Regions from separate parts of the Homo sapiens genome. Here region 1 is linked to region 2. A link is an interaction called in ENCODE POLR2A ChIA-PET data of the cell type or tissue named here. Cell type or tissue: A673. All regions are shown on one strand. Links, peaks and the distances in the headings refer to the core of each region. The heading gives the core; the rest is flanking DNA.

Region 1 (9,561 bases), core at 1,085-9,084, 470 kb after region 2:
CCCTTTTGAGTGTGCTTTTTGATTCAGATGTCGGAAAGCCATAGAAATTTTTAAAAATAATAATGTATTATACAACTGCAACCTTTGCAGCTGATCACCTAAGGTATCTATTTTTTTTTTAAAAAAAAAAGGTGTGTGAGTGTGCGTGAAAGAGAGCACACAACAGAGAAAGAGGAAGAGTTGAAACAGTGTGTGTGTGTGTGTGTGTGTGTAATATGAAGCAAAAGGAGGAAGAAAGCTTACACAGAAATCCCGCAGGAACAGAGCCCAGGGTGCTATTCTCTTTTCTTTGCATAAGAACCACAGGGCACTACGAATGACCAGAGAGTAAAAGTCTTTGATTCTCTGCAACCCTAGGTCATGCCGTGTAGATAGAATAAACCCTAAGATTTGGGTAATTTATTTTAAAAACCTGGTACTTTGTACCAGCTTGAGAGCTGGTTACCCCTCCTTGAAACCAAACTTTCATTTTCTAATTTTATTTTCCAGGCAACTTCCCATGAAAAAAAATTAGGAGAAAGTGTATTTCCTGGCGCTGTGTCAAGCTCTCAGGAATGAATATTTGGATAGATAAGGCAAGTACATCACTAAGATCAAATGACGTCTCTGCTCTAATCTAAATTCAACCAATTTTAAATTTCAGGGTTCCAAGTTGTTTTTAGGTCCTATCTTTAGAGTCACTCCTTTCAATGATATATCATTTCCTCCAGGTTGAGATTTTTAAAATATTGCTCAATTATTTCCTAGTAAAACACTATTGCCTAGGTGTTTCTTAAGGAATTTCCTGACTCTTGGAAATTATTGGTCTACCAAACATTTGTGAATGTAATTAATTCATTTTCTTGATTTCATCGGTGTGATATCACATGTACAAATTATAATATACAGATCTGCTTTCTGGCAGGGAGCACCATGTGTTTAGCACAGCAATCTATCATACCACACACACATTATTCATTAAAACTAAGGGACATCATGTGCATAAAACCCACTCATTAATTGGAAAATTAAACTCCCTTGTGTATAAATAAATCACACCCTCAGCTATATAAAGGCACTTATTTTTATCTTTAAATTTGTATTTTAGTGATTGTTTAAGAAATGCAATCGGATTGGTCTATAATATCTTTTACCGTAGCAAAGATTTGGCTGTGGTGAAAACAAACTCCACATCATCCAAAAGTCTGTCTTTCTTTTGGTTACTAACATTCCAAGTGTAGCCAAAAGACACACGGTTGAAGTTTAGAAACATTCTGCAGGCTGATAAAAATGCAAGTAGGTCCTCTAAGTAGGAAAAACTTTTGGCCGAGTTTCAGGGAAAAAGGCTTCTTAAACTCAAAATACCACCTTTACCTGTTTCTTTACCTGAAATGCCCAGTGAACCATCACCAGTCCCTCTGTTGTGATTTCTCAGCTGTAAAGTGAGATACTAATAAGACCTATCTCGTTAGGCTGTTGGGAAGACTTAATGAAATGACAGACACGAAAGGCTTCCCATAGGATCTGGTAGACAGAGGCTACAAAAGAAGGATGAGATGATCCACCACTTTAATCACGGTAACTCATGACAACACGGTCCTACTATGTGTCAGTCACTCTACAGAATGCTTGTCTTACCTTATCTCAAATTAATCCTCACAATTCTGACAGAGAGTTATGATTATTCCCAACGTACACATGAAAGACGGTTACAGTTCATAGGAATCGGGCTCAGGGAGGTCAACCAGCTCTCTCAAGGTCACACAGATTCTTATGCAAGGATTCTGTGTGATTATGGTCTTGCTCTTTCCCTGATCAGAATAAGCTGAAGTATACATGCAGAAATAGGAGATTTTTTGTCCTAGAAAAATATCCAACGTCCCATAAATTACCATGATGTCCTTTTTTGTAGCTTCTCAGGGAATCCTTGAAGATAGCAGTTTTAGAAAACTGAAAAATATTTTTGAATAATATAGCTAAGTATAGAGATAGATTCAATGACAGAAACTAGAATATTAAGCATCTTCAGCATCAAATAAATGAGTGCTGAGCAACTGTGGAACCTTGCAAGCTCTCTCAGCTCACACTTGCCTTGCTTCACATATGGGGGGGAAGAGAAATCCAGTTACATTCTTCTATTTGTTTGTCAACATTTCCTAATACAACTGCCAAAATGTCAACCTAGACTTTTTAGAAAAAGAAAGAAAAGGATTGGGTTAAAATAAGTAACTACAAAAGAACGAGGATGATTTTATCCACATTTATACAGCTATTTTAAAAATGTTTAATCATAATATGATTAGTGTTTGGAAAGATTTGTCTAGTTTAAAAATAGTTTTAAAGTTGTGAAAAAAATGTTTTAAATAAATAAGAGGCTCTGAGAACCATCTAGCATTTACAACATTGTTAAGAACTGATTGAAGTGTCATTTAAGTAATGCTTCTGAAATTTCCTGCACAAACTAGTGCCTTTATATGTGGACATAAACAGTTTCTCCATTGCAAACAACACGTCTTTGCTTTAAACAAAGATGAATCCTTCAAACGGAGATTAGTATCAGTGTTTCTTCAACACATAGTAAAAATTCATTATGACTTTCTCTATTAATGTATCCTTGCATAATTTATTTTACATTTGGACACAAGAAAATGCTGTAAAAATTTATTTGGAAAAAAATGCAGTTTATTGTAGTCTGAAAAAATTTTCCATATATGCACTGCAGCTCTTCCTAGATACATCAATTAACGGAAGACTTTTAAAAACAGTTTTAACTAAAAAAAATAAAGAACATTAATAATATTTTGGGTTTTTTTCTTCCTCAAACTCAATACAGCCATATTCTTTGATTGGTACATTTTTGTATTTGTTACCACTCGGTATACCTAGGAATCTAAAATGCTGGCATTCTGAAACATAACCATTAGGATAGTTGTTACATATTTAATTTCATGCTCCACTCAGCATAAAGCAGTTGTGGGACTACAGACCAAAGCAAATTAAGTGGCTTCTTAGATAATTTCCTGCTTAATTGAAAGCAGGTAGCTTTTTAAAAGTAATAGTTGGTTTTGTTTCAAATGATTGTAAAGTTATTTTTTTTGAATACATGGTTATAGAATAACTTTCTACTTAATCCAAACACAATGAGTTGGGAGTCTCCCACTGAGTCTAAGGGACAAGAAAGTGACCTAGTTCTGGTAGCAAATAAATGGGGGTAGGAGTGGATGTGGGACATGGGGCAAGGCAGGGGAAGAATGGCATGGTGTTTGGGTTGGAACACACACAGACATGCACATGCATATGTATGTACAGTTACACCAGTTACACAAGTTCAGGTTGAATATCCCTTATCTGAAATACTTGGGACTAGAGGTTTTTCAAATTTTTTTGGATTTTGGAATATTTGCATATACATAATGAGATTATCTTGTGATGCTCCCCAAGCCTAAGCACTAAATTCATTTATGCTTCACATATACCTTATACACATAGCCTAAAGGTAATTTTATATAATATTTTAAATAATTTTGTGCATGAAACAGAGTTTTGACAGCAACTCACTACATGAGGTCAGGTGTGGAATGTTCCACTTGTGGTGTCATGTCAGAGCGCAAAAAATTTCAAATTTTGGAGCATTTCAGATTTTTGATTTTTGAATTATGGATGCTGTGTGTGTGTGTGTGTGCACACGTGTACACATATATATTTATCATTAACATATACAATAGATTGGGTTTCATTTCTGTCTGCTCTACTCTTACCATTGGTCTAATGTTAACAAGTGGTCTATTATGAGATTGATTGCCCTGGTTCATACCTTCCAGACAGGTTTTCCTTATTACAGTGTAAAAACAAACTATCTGATATGATGGTCTATCATCACATAGAAATAAGAGTATCAGCTGTGATGCTCTATCTTGCTTTTGGAGATACAGTCCAAGGAGCATGAATGTGAGCACACTAATAAAGAGACATGAAAAGAATTCGGTTAACATAAATGCCTATATATTGGGGGGACAATAGAATTCTCTTTTGTCAGGAGTCAGTATTCAGAGTTTTTCGTTTTTGTTTTGTTTTTGAAATGGAGTTTCGCTCTTGTTGCCAAGGCTGGAGTGCAATGGTGTGACCTCAGCTCACTGCAACCTCTACCTCCCGGGTTCAAATGATTCTCCTGCCTCAGCTCCCAAGTAGCTGGGATTACAGGTACCTGCCATCATGCCTGGCTAATTTTTTGTATTTTTAGTAGAGACGGGGTTTCATCATGTTGGCTGGTCTCGAACTCCCGACCTCAGGTGGTCCACCCACCTCGGCCTCCCAAAGTGCTGGAATTACAGGTGTGACCCACGGCATCCAGCCTCAGAGTTTTTCAAATAAATTAGAAAAAGCTTTTAAGTCACAAAAAAAAAGAGAATGTTTTCTTGTTGCATACATTGAACAGAATAAGAGAGACAGAGACAGACAAATGAAAAGGTATTCTTCAGAACCAAAAATTTTAAAAAACTGCAAGAAAAAAACATATACTGAATTTTTACATTCATCAATTGCCATGGTGATTCATGCAACTGATAACAGTGAGCATCAGCACCCTAGAGCTATGGAGTAAGTGCTAAGAGATGCGCTTTTGGTATTTAATGAAATTCTAACTTGCCTGCAGTTTTTTTTGTTTTGTTTTGTTTTTGTCGCTGCTACTTTGGATCACTGCTGTCAACCAGGCTGCACTTGGAACCACTAGCTATGCAGTTACAGTGCAATGTATTAACAAATCCATTTTTATTTTTCAATACTTAGAACCACCCTGTAGTACTAAATGCTTGGTTTCCCATTTTTGTGGCATTCCCAAGAATATTTTTAACAGTCATTTTTAAAATGTCAAAGGAAGGAAAGAAGAAAGGAAGAGAAGGAGAAGGGAGGGAGGACAGAAGAAGGCAGGGCTTCCAGCAGAGGAGCCATGAGTGAGTCTTGTAGTCATGCTGGAAATAAATGTTCACCAGCTATTTCAGTGTTCCACCCTCATAACAGACTTCGTTTCCCTACCTACTTGAAGTTGGGCATGGTAATGCATGTGTTTTGGTCCTTGGAAAATCTCAATTGACGTTTATCAATTCCACCAGGCAGAAGCCTTTCTGGATGTATCTTGCTTCCCCCCCCCCCCTTCCTTGTGCCACAGCCACCAACTCTCTTAAGACAGTAGAGGTCCATCGGCCTCACTCAAACCTGGAAGGAGAAAACATTTAGCCAACCCATCATGGATATGTAGCAGGAGCAAGACATAGATCTTTGTTTCTATGAGCAACTAAGATTTCACTGCAACATAACCTAACCCTAATTAATATAGCAGGTGATGGGAGAGAAATAGGAATTCAACTTGTAGCAGCAATTGTCATAAAATTGAAAAGAGAAAACAAGGTGAAAAGAAAAAGATGGCATAAGAGAATATGAAGTTCTAGAATGAAGATGAAACTGAAAATTCAAATACTGGCAATAACTGGTCAAGAAACAAAGAACAATGCTAACAGAATTCTATCAGTTACCCCATAAAGCATAGAGAAAACAGTCCTGGGGAATATTAGTTTTGAGACTCAGGAGAATATTTTATGTCTCCTTTGACCTATTTTAGCATTCTTCCAACATGACTTCCCTTAATGCTCAATAGAATTTTTCAGAAATTCCTGAAGGAAAAATGAGCATAAGTTGGTTGTCGCTTGAGTGTGTTCTATGAAAGACAGGAAGATGGTTGCGTTTCTCACTTTAGGATCTGAATCAATGGTGGTACTGTTCAATGAGATGGAGAACACAGAAGGGAGATGAATTAGGATATGCTGAGATTGAAAAGCCTGTGTGACATCCAAATGGAGACATCCAGTGGTAACTGCAGATTCAATAAATGAGTTCGAATCTGTTAGCTTTTTCTTAAGACCAGCATTATGGAATTGGATAAGATTATCCAAGGTCAGTATATATGAGAAAAAGAGGGCAGAACCTCAAATTACAACAACATTTAAGGAATACGTAAGAAAAAAAAACCCTCAAAAGAAAATTAGAAAGTACAGTCAGAGAAATAGGAAGAACTTTACCTACTAAAATTTCCAGGCCCTAACCTTAACCTCAAACTTTTCTCCCAGTCTTTCACTTCCTGCTCATGGTTTTACTTCCGTGTCTATTCTACTACCATAACCAATCACTTTTACCTATCATTTTGTATTCTCAATAGTCTTTCTTCTTGACTTACACCACTACCCTATCATACCTGGATCATTTTTAAAAATTCACATTTCTATTCTTACAAGGATATCTTCCTTACAACTATTTTTCTAGCTATTCCTGAGCCTAAAGAGTTAAGAGGCTTCCAGAGTAACTCCTCTGACTCAAATACTCAGCCCAATTGTTTGGCTTCCTTAATCACTATTCAGGTAATATATAGAGCATGACCACAGGAAGAAAGAACTAATATTTGAACATATATTATGTGTTAGTCATGCACTGTGGTGGGTCTTTTATATATAACATATTTACTCTTAACAATATCATGAATTTTTATTGACCTTAAGAAAGTTAAGAATTTTGACCAAGATCTCATTGCAATACAGATATTCTGCCTCCAAAAGCCTTGTCCACACCACCAGGCTCAGCTGCCTTCCAAATAATAATGCATTGCTCCTCTCTTCAAAATATTTTCACTGTTTGGGCAAGAGAAAGTCCACATATGCTAAAATTATTTTAAAGCTGTTTCAAATCCAACAGAAGTAGAAACTGATACCCCTTCACAATGAAGGGGAGAGACTATAATCTTTGTGTTAAACAGGCATAGCTAGGTTGTTTTTAACCCGGGCTGTACTTTTTAGAATCATCTACTTTTGAAAGCAATGGGTCTTCAATTTTCAGAAAGATGGAGCAGTGTTCCATCTATTTCAGACATAAGAAGGTTGAAGACAAGGTGAACAGAGGGCGGCAAATCAGCTAGGGAACTTGGGACCCGATGAACAACAGGTGGTGAGTGCTCTGAGTTAATTTTTTGCCTCAAATATCCCAGATTAGGTGCTGGAGAAGACAGAAACCCAGAAATACCAACAAGTATCAACCCAAAAAGCCTCAACAGAAACCTGCCCTCTCTAGAAAAAGGATAAGCAAAATGGCTACCTAGCCAGACAGAAGATGCTTGGACAGTAACAGCCAAACACCACAGAGAAAACTGTGGCCTCACCTCCACCCCCACCAGCAAAAACTGAGTGGGAGGCTCCATTTCCACCTTTGCCAGATACCCCAAAACTCCTATCCAAGTGGTGTCATAGAGGAAAAGCAGAGAGCTAGGAACTTCATCTCCACCAGGCAATAAGGAGTCTTCACCACCACCACCACACTGATGGTGCTCATGGAGACCACATGGAGAGTATGGACTTCCATCCCATCCTGCAGTAATAAAATGCTCCTCCCCACCTCACTGGAGTGGCATCAGAAGAAGTTAGTGGAGAGGTAGAACTTTCACTCCTGCCCAGCAGAAACCAGACCACCCCAACTCAACTCAACAATGTCAGTAGAGGCCAAGCAGTAATGAGTCTTCATGCCCCTCCCAGCCAGGATGATATCAACAGAGGTTTAATGGAGAACTAGAACTTCCACCCTTGCCCAGGAGTTACGAGGAGTCCCTCACACCCAGTTATTAACATTGGCATGGATTTCTATTTCCGCTTGGCAGCAATAAAGCAGCACCACCATAAAAATGTTTTAATGAGTAATTATGAACATGCCCAAAACAAATGGAAAAAAAATTAAAAGTCTCAGCAAGGAAAACAAAGATATAAATAAGAACCAAAAGGAAATTGTGTTAGTGGAAAGACAGCAGAATTAAAAACTCAATGGATGACCTAAACAGCAGAATGAAGGGAACAAAAAAAGGAATCAGTAAACTTGAAGACAACAATAAAAATTACCCAATCTGAAAGCAGAGAGAAAACTGATATTTTAAAAAATGAGCAGGGCCTTTGGGACCAGTAGGATTATAACAAAACATCTAATATAACTTTAAAGACTAGGAAGGAGAGAAGAAAAAGGGTGTGGCTGAAAAGTATTTGAAAAAATAACAACTGAAAACTCCCCAAATTTAGCCAAAGCATAAACTAACAGATTCATAAAACTATCAATGAATGCCAAGAAGGATAAACGCAAAGAAATCACTACTGAAGCACATTATAGTCAAACTTCTGAAAATAAAGACGGAAAAAGTCTTGAAAGTGGCAACAGCAAATAATACCTTATTTATAGGGGAAAAAAATTTAAATGACAGATTTCTCAACAAGAAACATGGGGGCCATAAGGAAGTGGCATAACATTTTTCAAGTACTAAAAGAATTGTCATCTCAAAATTCTATATCCAGCAAAAATATCCTTCAATAATGAAGGAAAAATCAAGACATTTTCAGTTGAAGGACAACTAAGATAGTTTGTCACCAACAGACCTATTTAAAAGAATAACTAAAGACGATGGGCATGGTGGAACACACCTGTAATCCCAGTACTTCTGGAGGCTGAGGTGGAAAGATCGCTTGAAGCCAGAAGTTCAAGACCAGCCTGGGCAACAAAGCAAGACCCCATCTGTACAAAAAATTTAAAAAGCTGGCTAGGGTGGTGGTGCTACGTTGGAGGGTGAAGAGAGGATTGCTTGAGTGCAAGAGTGTGAAGCTGTAGTGAGCTATGATTGCAGGACTGAACTCCAGCCTGGCTGAGAGAGAAAGATCTTGTCAAAAAAAAAAAAAAAAAAAGCGAAAAGAGTTCTCTAAACAGAAAGAAAATGATAATTAAAAACAGAAAACTTGTAACATCAAGAAGAAAGAAAGAAGACAGAAATCATAAAAAAAACCATGGGAAAATATAATAGGTTTTCTTTCTCCTCTTGAGCTTTCTAAGTATTTGACTACTGAGACAAAGATTATAACACTATCTGGTAGGGTTCTAAATGTATGTACAGGAGATACTTAAGACAATTATATTGCATATTTATATTATAAAGTGAAGGGATATGAAGGGAGGGAAGACTTTAACACTTCACTTGAACTGGTACTCCATTAACACCAATAGAGTTAGTAAGCTATAACTATAATACAGTAGCTACAGCAACTATTAAAAATGCTATATATTTGCACTCAAAAACACTATACATAAATCAAAACGGATTTTTAAAAAATGTTTAAGTAGCCCAAAGCAAGAAAGAGTTTAAAAAAAGGAAGACAGAGCAAATATTAAATAAAATAGGAAACAAAAGCATAAACGTATATCAATAATTACATTTAATGTAAATGATCTAAATATAACTATTAATAAAATGAGATCACAGAATGAATTTTAAAAAAAGAGATGACCCAACTATATGCTATCTACAAGAAGCTCACTTCAAATATAATGAAATAGGTTGAAAGTAAAAGTATAAAAAAAAGTCATGAAAGTATTTGAAGAAAGCAGGGATGGCTATATTAAAAGAAAATAGACTTCAAAGCAAAGGACAAGAGACAGAGAGAAATATAATTCACCAAAAAGAATTACATAAGCAATTCTAAGTGAACTGTATTAGCAATTCTAAGTGAGTATGCACCA
Region 2 (9,561 bases), core at 679-8,678:
TGGGAGGTACAAAGGCTCCAACTGCTCTCACTGTGAAAACTCCACAGTGAAATTCCATCAGACAGAAGCCAGCTCTCTGCTGAGTGAATTGGGCCTTTTATCAGTCAGATTTGTATACATTATAGAAAGAGCCAAAGAAGGGAGTTACTGTACACTTCGTATATTTTTAGTTCCCTAGGATTAGTTGCTATTGGACTGAACGTTTGGGGAAGAGAAGAAAAAATGCAACTTCAGTCCTCTGTGTATGCTGGTGGCTTCCTGAGGTCTCCAAGTTTTTCTGGACTTGCCTGTTTGCTTTTCTGATATACCATGGTACGTTCTGTAGCACAAAGGGCATATTATCTATTTCATCTTCCAAATTTTACCTCTGCTTCATTTGTTTTTCAAATAATTTACTAATGAGGGCCACTGTGTGTGTGTGTGTGCATATGCATGTGTGTGAATAAACACATGCACACGCACACAAACTTTCATTCATCTGATTTTAGTTTTGAGCCTAACTCATCCTACTCACCCAAAGCAGCACAATAAAAACATTTCTGTTGGCAGAATCAGCGGGGGAAACCTTTGCAATCCTCTTACTTTCTTCATTGACTTTACTTATTGCAAAAGCAGTTCCTTGTGGTAAAATAAAAACAAAAACAAAAAAAAAGCAAATAAGTAGGCTATGTGGATGTAGAGATAGCATCGCTGTCATTAGATTTACAATTTAAAAAAACTGACATTGTTGACTTGGTCTTCTACACAGTTTTATAAATAGAAACAATTCTTCTACCATTTTATTCACTGGCATAATTTTTCGGTCATTCTTACTTCTTCCCCTCAACTTTCTTTCAATTATCTAAGGTTTCAATTATTCATCAAATATTTATTGAGCACCTGTTATGTGGTAGGCATGTACTTGGTGCTGAGGATCGGATGGGACAATGAATAAGACAAGCATGGCCTTTGCCCTCCTAGACCTACAGGATATTCCATTAAAAATATGACACAAGGCTTATTCCCATAAAAATCCCTCAAATTACATTTTAGACACTATTATTAGGGATCAATGCAGGGAAGATGCCATATCTCTAGGGACAGAAGAAGAGGTAAAGGGATGAAAATTAACCAAAGAAAATAATCTGTTCAGCAAGGTTTGTAGACATACTACTGTATGGCTCTTGAAGGCTGTATACAGAAGACGGAGTCCTTGCTTTCTTCTTCCATCCCTAAGAGATAAATCTGATTTCCAAACTTCAGGCTGGTTTCTACTTCCTCCTAAGCTACTGTCTACACTCCCTTCTAGTTTTTTCACTGATGCTGCTGAACCAATGAACTTCATCAGGCTCTACTTCTTTGGGATGCAATTTGAGTGTCCTAAGGTAAAACACCTATCTCTTTACATGGAAGTGGTTTCTGGGCCCGGCTCAGAAAGACCCCCAGGCTTGGTTTAAGGCTCTGCTGTTGCTGCCTTAAAATTCTTGATACTTTCAAACAAGGGGTTCCACATCGTATTCACAAAGACTTAAACATTATGTAACCAGTCCTGTCCTTAGAATTAATGGGCAACCGGTAGAAAATTTTGGACCTGGTGGGTGGAGAGACTCTGCTCGGATGCTAATTGTAAGCTCTTATCCTCCACCTAGGTTTAATAGATAACAAGCTTTGGAGATTATGGCATTGGACAATTACTTATAAATGCTCAAGAAATAATTCAAGTGATTACCGCCCTAATATGTACTTGACAAAAATTTACTGAGCCAAATTCTTACAGATGGACCAAATGAAGCTTAAGGGTTTCACTGACCAATCTCTTATGAGCTCTTTGACAGTCATTGTGTTGCTAAAGGAGAAATGAAAAAAAAAGCCTATACATTATTGTTAAATCATATCTAACAATGCTTATGTAGAATATGGAACTTGGAATCATGAGACCTGGGTTCAAATGCAGATTTTCTGTCTTACCTATTACATGACCTTGTTTGAGCTACTTGTGCATTTGGGGGCTTTTAAATTTTTTCTATCTAGAAAACAGGGAGAATAATACTATGTTCTGGGTCATTGTGAGGATTAAATTAAATAGTGTAGGTTAAAGTGCCTATCAGAGTCTGTGCCGCATAGTAAACACTCAATAAATCATTGTGCTGGTTTGATATAATTATAACTCTTTACTTAGAAATAGAATTCCTCTGCATGCATTCATTAAGAAAAAATAATGAGTTATTATTAGAGTTTAATAGATTATAATTTCTCAAAAAAAGCTGATCATTATATTTATTTTTACCTCTCTTCTTTTTATCTTCTCAACACTAGCCAACATTACTACCAGTGGCACAAGGATTCTTTTTATTAAATAGGATTTATACTCTACACTTACAGGGACATGAATCTTTAATAAGGTTCAGTCAGATTCCAGGAATTTTGTTTATGTGGTGTGTGTATGTGCACAGCTATGCACAATTAATCAGAGTTTTCAAAGTAGAATCAAGTTAACTTACCACCAAGAGTCCTCTGCCCCCTGCTGCTTCACCAAATTACTACTGTCACTCTTTGTAGAACCCAACCAGTAAAGAATTTGGGGTTTCATCTAAAGATGTGTCTGTGTGGATCATTTGTACATCAGAAACAAATAACCATTGTTTTCTTTAACCAGTGCCCTTTTAGCCAACCCACAAAATAGACTTTGTACTTTCTTTAATTTAAAAAGCAGAACTCACATCAACTAAGTCGGATTTGGCATAATTTTAAGAAGAAACATTATCATTACATTCAATTCTCTTGTTATTCTTGGCTTTGAAAGGTGAACGTGAGGTTATCATCCAGGTTCGTGGAAAGCACTAATGATGGTCTCGGGGAAAAGGGCAGTTTCGACATCTCCAAGGTAATGGTTGTGGTTGTGGTTCAAGAGCTTCTCTATCCAGGACTGCCAAGAGTACATTTCATTATAACCATAGACCATGGCAACTAATCAAGAAGTAAATTCCATGAATTGTGAAAGTTTTTTATATATTTATTATAAAATATTTGGAATTGTTTCTTGACAGACTTGAGTGTTAAGTATTTGGCTGTAAATTTTACATATGTAACCCAAAATAACTCAATGAAATAGCTTCGTTTTACAGAAGGTGAAACTGAGGTTTAGTGAATTTGAGAAATGCTCCAGATTATACTTGGACCTGGAAAAATCAGGACTAAAACCAAGCCTGCCAAACACAAAAGGTGGTGCTCTTACGCAGAATGGCACTCTGTCTTCTATTCTGCCATTTACCCTCCAGCTCCATACCTCGTCCTACTTTCCTCATTTACAACTGAGAACATAGAGAAGTGAGCTTGCCTGCAGGGCTTACCACGGAAGAGAAAAGAGTACGTAGACAGAAACCAGTTACTTAAATATTAGATCCACAAGCTCAATGTTCAATTCAGAGGTTTCCTAAATATCCTGACCTTACAGCTATCCTCATGCAACAGTGTAACACCAAAAAATATATTAATATACATGAATACAAATGAAAATTATACCTCCTACAAATTATCTTTTTAGAAATAAGACTGGGCTTAAGCTTACAATAAGTACTTTCAGGATACAGACATATTTTAAACATGTAGCATAATTTTGCTATTTAAATTAATAATCTGGAAGAAAAAATCAATAATCATCATGGTACTAGCTATTAAAAATAAATCTGTATTTTTCACATTCTACTATTCTAAATAAACCATTTGTAGTAGGGTTGGCAAACATGCTCATACTCAATTTCATTCTATGCAAGCATTGCACACGTGAGGGACTCATGGTTTGTTTGTTGATGTTGGCCAAGTTAAAACCTCCATTGCTATCTGAACATGTGAAAGTTTTCAAACCTGCTAACATGGAGTTTGCACCTGACAGAAGGGAAAAACATTTTAACAAGCTTTATTTCATCTGTTGAGAGAAAATGAAATGAAGTTTGCAGTGATATTTGCTTTTTAACAGAGCCAGTGAAAAAGCTGTGGAAAGATAAACATAGAAAACAAAAAAAAAAAGAGAGAGAACTCACTCAGATTATGCTTTTCTTTCTCATTTCATGTTTTTCTGACTCCCACCTACTTTTCTCTATAATTTTCTGCCCAGGCTGAAAAGTATAAAATCCTTTTACATCTCTACATGCCAATTTCCACAGCTTCTGCTCCTTGCTAGCAAGTAAAACGTGGTCCAGCCAGAAGACTGCTGGCTGGTTGTTATGCCATGAACACCAGAAAATCCCAAGGAAACATGCAGAGCTCTATTCAAATGGCCACCGAAAGCGCTATACTGGGAGAAAAAGAGGGGCTGTCTCTTACAGTTTTTTAAACTGGGCATCCTTGAATCAAAATAATTTCCCAACCCTTTTACTAGCTTATTATCTCCTGCCCCCTTCCAAAAATATATATATATAAAATTAGCTTTCTGGATTCAACATGTAGGTCACTTCATTCAAGCTTCTGTTCAAATGTCACCACCTGAGAATTGCCTTTGCCAAACACACTATGTAAAATGTCACCCCGCACCCCTGACACCTTCTATCCCATTTTCTCTTGCTTTATTTTTCTTGATAGCAATGATCACTACCTGATACTGCATCTTTTGTTCATTTATTTATTGTTTTTCTCTCCTTCCAGCATGTATGTGCCATGAGAGTAGACTAATTGACTACTGTACCCCAAATGTGTTGAACAGGATCCCACATCTGATACTCAATATATGTTTGTGGAATTAATTAAATACCTGTGAAAACAAGCTGAACCATATGGAGCTGGCAGCAGTATACTGACATGCTACTTTCTGATGTCATTTGTTCTCACCTAATTCTGCCTGAAGAAAACCTTTTCAGGGAGGCAATCTTCAGTCCAAGTTTCTTCCACTTCTTTCTTCTGTTCTCTGTGTAGTCAGCCCAAAGGATATTTGAGTTCAATTTGCAGAGAAATGCCATAGATAGAAATGATAATGTCCCTTCAACTTAAAAGGGCCGAGCATGTTTTGAAAGTGTTTTATGAACTGGAAACCTTTCTATGAGATATTCCACTGTAGCCCCATAAAACCTTACACCCTGCTGGAATTTCATCCTGTTAAATTTGGCAGTGTTTCCTTCCTCAAGTAATGAGTTCAATTCATGTTTTCATTTAAGTTCATACCCAGATACAAATCAGTGTCACTGCCACAGGCAACGATTCGCAGAATTCCCAGGCGCCAAGGCTGAGGGATGGCGGGTTCAGAAGAATGAATGCCAAATTCTCTTTTTCACTGAGGGCAGTGTAGCATTTACTGTCATAAGCCTGCCTCATGCCAAGTCCCATGGAGGCAGTTGGCTAAGTGGGCTTCCGGCTTCTATCTCAACGCAAGCTCGTCTTCTAAAGCCTCTCTGGATTTCCTGTGGTAATCCTTCTTTGTGTACCTCTGAGAAAGAAACAATAATAGTTCAGTATTTTTAGTTTCTTTCTTTTTTCCAAGAAGAGAGTTCAAGAGCACAAGTGGTTTTAGTTAAGGATTCAATAAACACTTTGGCAAGAATGAGGAAAGCTGTGTAGAAAAGACCTAGCAGTTCTTCCAGTTGTATTAATAGCTTAAGGGGGTATTTTCCCATGAGGAAAATAGGGCATAGTCAATACTATGAGAGCCCACCTCTGTCCTTTGCTGATACATCAGGTAATTAAAATCTTATACTTACTCAATGGCTCTTTTAAACATGGTATTATCAAGGAATGATTGTTTTTGCAACAAAGATGGTAACAATGACAGCAAGAGCACCAGTGTGGAAAGTTCTTCTCTGCCTGTCAGGGAATCTATCCTGATTTGCAATGACACTATGACTTCTTGCAAGCAAACACCTGGAGACTGGGTCTAACTACCTGGGCAGGTAGTGCTGAGCTTCAAGGCAATGCTATCACGTAAGTCTTCATTAGGAGCGGCACTGCAGCCAGCTCTTCCCTTCCTCAAGCCACATTCTCAGACTTCAAAGAGATCTCACCCATTTGAAGGAGAAAAGACAGTGGAGCACAAGGTTGGAAAATAACAGGAGGAAAGCAGTTAAAGGAAAGTAAAAAAAGAAAAAGATAAATTGAAAAGTAAAGTGTTTGTCTTCTTAATATTCAAGAGATCTAGCTAATTTACACACATACACACACACACACACACACACACACTCATATTTTGCTAGCCCTTTTACCCAGCTGTAAATTTGTGACTCTGAGCTTCCATAATCAGAGGACTGAAGCCATTGTACTAAGAACCTCAAATCTTAGTATATAGTTCCACTGCTTTTCTTCATGCCAGGTGAGGCGGACAACTGAGCCCACAGTGAGCTGATGGTTGACAGACCCCTCTGAGAGATCTGAGAGATCTGTCTGTGGAACTCCCTTGGTAGATAGATGGCTATGCTATGCTGTGAAACATATTTTCTTTGTGTACAAATTGGAATAACATTTAGATGCCTGATGATGCTTTACAAGGCCTTCTCTATTAAAAGATAGTTATTTTTCTACTCTCCCTTTAGAGGCTTCTTCTCAACCCTAATTTGGTCCCACTGCTTAGAGATCACTATGCTACTACCATTTGGCATAAAATTGACATAAAATTGCATGTCTTCCAAATTGTGCCATAATAAGCTGAAATATACATGCAAGTATTCATGTAATATAACTTTTATATCAATGCAATGTATTCATTAATTAATGTGTTAATTCATCAATTATTTGTTGAACACCTACTAATTCCAGGTATTGCCAAAGAAGCCGGACACTGTGAGAAGGTATAATGAATACAAGTTCTTTGGCGTGTATTAAAAATATGAGGCTTACATGGGAAACAGTCAGTTGTTAATATACACTGTACATCATTCAGGAGATATTGTATATAAAAGCTATTTCAGACACTAAGGCATTTGGTCCAAGGCATATTCTCTACATTACAAGCAAATTCTATTTTGCTTATTCAAATAATTCTTGGCATTTTGAGTGGTTATATTTTAAGTTGTCATATCTCAACCCAACATGCAGGAAGTGACCTCGCTTTGAAACATTGTGTTTAATCAGGAGTTTTGATCTGGTGTGACATCAGTGTGCCTGTTGCAAGAAACTGTTTTAAGTCCAAGAGCAAAAGCCATTGTCTCCATTATCTGTATCACAACTACAGATGAGCTGGATTTTGCCATGGGATGTCGAAAGGTAGAAGTTCACAACCTGAGGCTTTAGTTCTGAAGGATAGGTTCAGATAGCTGCAGAAATGGAAAAATAATTCATCACCCTATGAAGAACTACTACAGAGACCAGAATGTTCTTCTGAAACCAACGGGAAGCAGGGCCTGCCGGACTGTTTAAGATATGCAGCCAGTGATTTCTTGAAAGAAGATGAGAGGAGAGAGGGAAGGTTAGGACAGAACTAGCAAGAGCTGTGAGGGGAACCGGCAGAAAGGAAAACGGCCGATGCCAAGTTGTCAGTGGAGGAGTGTGATGCTCTTACAGAGCTAGAAGAGGTCAATAAATCACCGCCCTTATCTTGCAAACAGAGCCTGTGACTTCAAAAATTAGCTCATTTATTCTGCACAATTAAATTTATTGAAGTGTGACAGTAAAAGTTTAGCAGGCAGTGAAGCAGAAAGCCAGCAACAGCCGAGGCGAGCATCTGAGTGAATGACACAATTAGTTGATTTTCATTTTATTTATCAATATAATTATTGAATTGTATTTATCCTTTTTCACAGATTTCTACAATTATTACTGCTCGGGCCTCTAGGGAAAGAATTAGTTTGAATTCTCAGACTAAGTTAATGTGATTATGGAGCTGCTAATAAAAGGAAAGTTCTTTAAAGTGCTACACAATCTTGTATTCAATGTCACTCCCATCATCGGGCTTAGAAAACCAGTCCCTTTTCATGTGAATGTGGTAAATTGAATTTAAATTTGTATATGTATGGAATTCCCCAGGTGGGAACTGAGCTGGGACTGGTCAATGCCCTCCTTTCTGGGACTGTAAAGGATTTGTCTTGTATTTAAAATTGGAGACCAGGATATATATATATATATATATATATGTGTGTGTGTGTGTGTGTGTGTGTGTGTGTGTGTGTGTGTGTGTGTGTGTGTTTTGAATATGATGAAAAAAGAAATCCTCAAGAATTTCCTAACCTTTAGGAAGTCTGGAAAAGAAAGAAGGATAGAGGTGATGGAACTGCTTTCTTTTTTGTTTTATCTTGGATTTATCAGGACTTGGCATTCCACTATGTCCCTGTGAAAGCATGTCAAAAAAAAAAAAAAAAAACAGAACAAATATAAGTTGTTAAGACAGTATGCATGTTCTAGAGGAGAGATGGAGCGCATCCTGCCACACAATTTCTGGGAACCTAGTTTATCCCCCTGAAGCAGCAGTGTAGGAATGTACCAGCGTACCAGCTGTATGAATCTGAATCATCTTCTCCCAATACATCAAGACAATGGGTGCCAAAGTACACTCTTCCTGCATGGTCCGAAAAATAACCCATTTCCTAGAGAAGGGAACTCAATCTCATTCATCATCTCCAGGCCTTTCAGTTAAATGTTTTCTTGGTCTGAGAGACGGTGAGTTTCTCTGTGAAGGTGGAGTGAAGACAACTCAAGTTCAACTTCTAATAAACCCAACAAAGTATATAAGTTCCCAAGAAATCTGTTAAAGCAGTGATTTTCAAGCTCAGAATCTATAAGGATCATGGGGTACAAGTTAAAATGAAGATTCCTAGGTCCTATCTCCAGAGAGGAATTGGGCTTGCATTTTAAAATGAATATTCCATTGGCTGTGGCTTGGGAACCAACTTCGAGAAATATTAGAAGTGCTAAAGTAAATCATGAACTTGAATAGTGGCAGCTCTTCCAAAGATAAACGGTTCTGCCATCCATAAAACTGGGAGAACTGCTGACTCACAGGTGAAGAAAACACTAAATTCTGACCCTAATATAGCACCTAACACACAAACTAAAGCAGGATTTATCACTGCCACATATTCAGCGTGATCATTTATCTAGTTCTTATTAATGTGGGATAATACTCATAGAAAGAGCTAATATTTATTGTCGCTATTATAACCCAAAATAATTCTTTCCTTTTTTAAAGTTTTATTTCAGGTTCAGGGGTACGTATGAAGGTTTGTTACACAGGTAAACTTGTGTCACGGGGGTTTGTCGTACAGAGTATTTCATCAACCAGACATTAAGCCACGTACCCAATAGTTATCTTTTCTGCTCCTCTCCTTGCTCCTACCCCCACCCTCAAGTGGAACCCAGTGTCTGCTGTTCCCTTCTTTGTGTTCATGAGTCCTCATCATTTAGTTCCCACTTATAAGTGAGAACATGTGGTATTTGGTTTTCTGTTTTCTTTATTTCTCTTTTTCTTCAACTTTCCAATTTAATCTGTCAGTAAGACCTGTCTGTTCTGCATCCAAAATATGTCTCAAATCTGCCTACTTTTGGTAACCACTAGTTTAAGTCTGCTAAGTCTCACTCTGGAAGCTCAGTGTGGCTGAAGTAGAGTGGGTAAGAGAGTCCTGGATGTTCATATTAGTAAGCTAGCCAAGGGCCAGATCATATAGGGTCCTG

What was found. ChIA-PET counts read pairs that join two places held together with the same protein. Peaks named below come from ENCODE experiments on the same cell type or tissue, not always from the same donor. Only the 100,000 strongest peaks of a DNase experiment are listed, where the experiment ranks them.
Region 1: POLR2A ChIA-PET joins it to region 2 with 5 read pairs; 2 of 35 experiments call an interaction of 5 or more read pairs at or near these places.

What each region holds. Positions count from the first base shown.
Region 1 is chr6:19,789,023-19,798,583 of GRCh38, forward strand. The region is part of intron 2 of LNC-LBCS (lncRNA bladder and prostate cancer suppressor, hnRNPK interacting); the gene reads right to left. Among named protein-coding and RNA genes, the nearest start is that of LNC-LBCS, 11 kb to the right of the region's middle. In A673, for the core only: no CTCF peak of the experiment used is centred there; no DNase peak of the experiment used is centred there.
Region 2 is chr6:19,320,404-19,329,964 of GRCh38, forward strand. LOC105374961 (a long non-coding RNA gene) reads right to left here and starts at 1,882. Exons shown (of 3, transcript XR_926561.3): 1 at 1,790-1,882; 2 at 515-618. LOC107986575 (a long non-coding RNA gene) reads right to left here. Exons shown (of 2, transcript XR_001744014.3): 2 at 2,660-5,395. In A673, for the core only: no CTCF peak of the experiment used is centred there; DNase peaks (open chromatin) are centred at 5,218 and 7,488; H3K27me3 peaks cover 218 bases.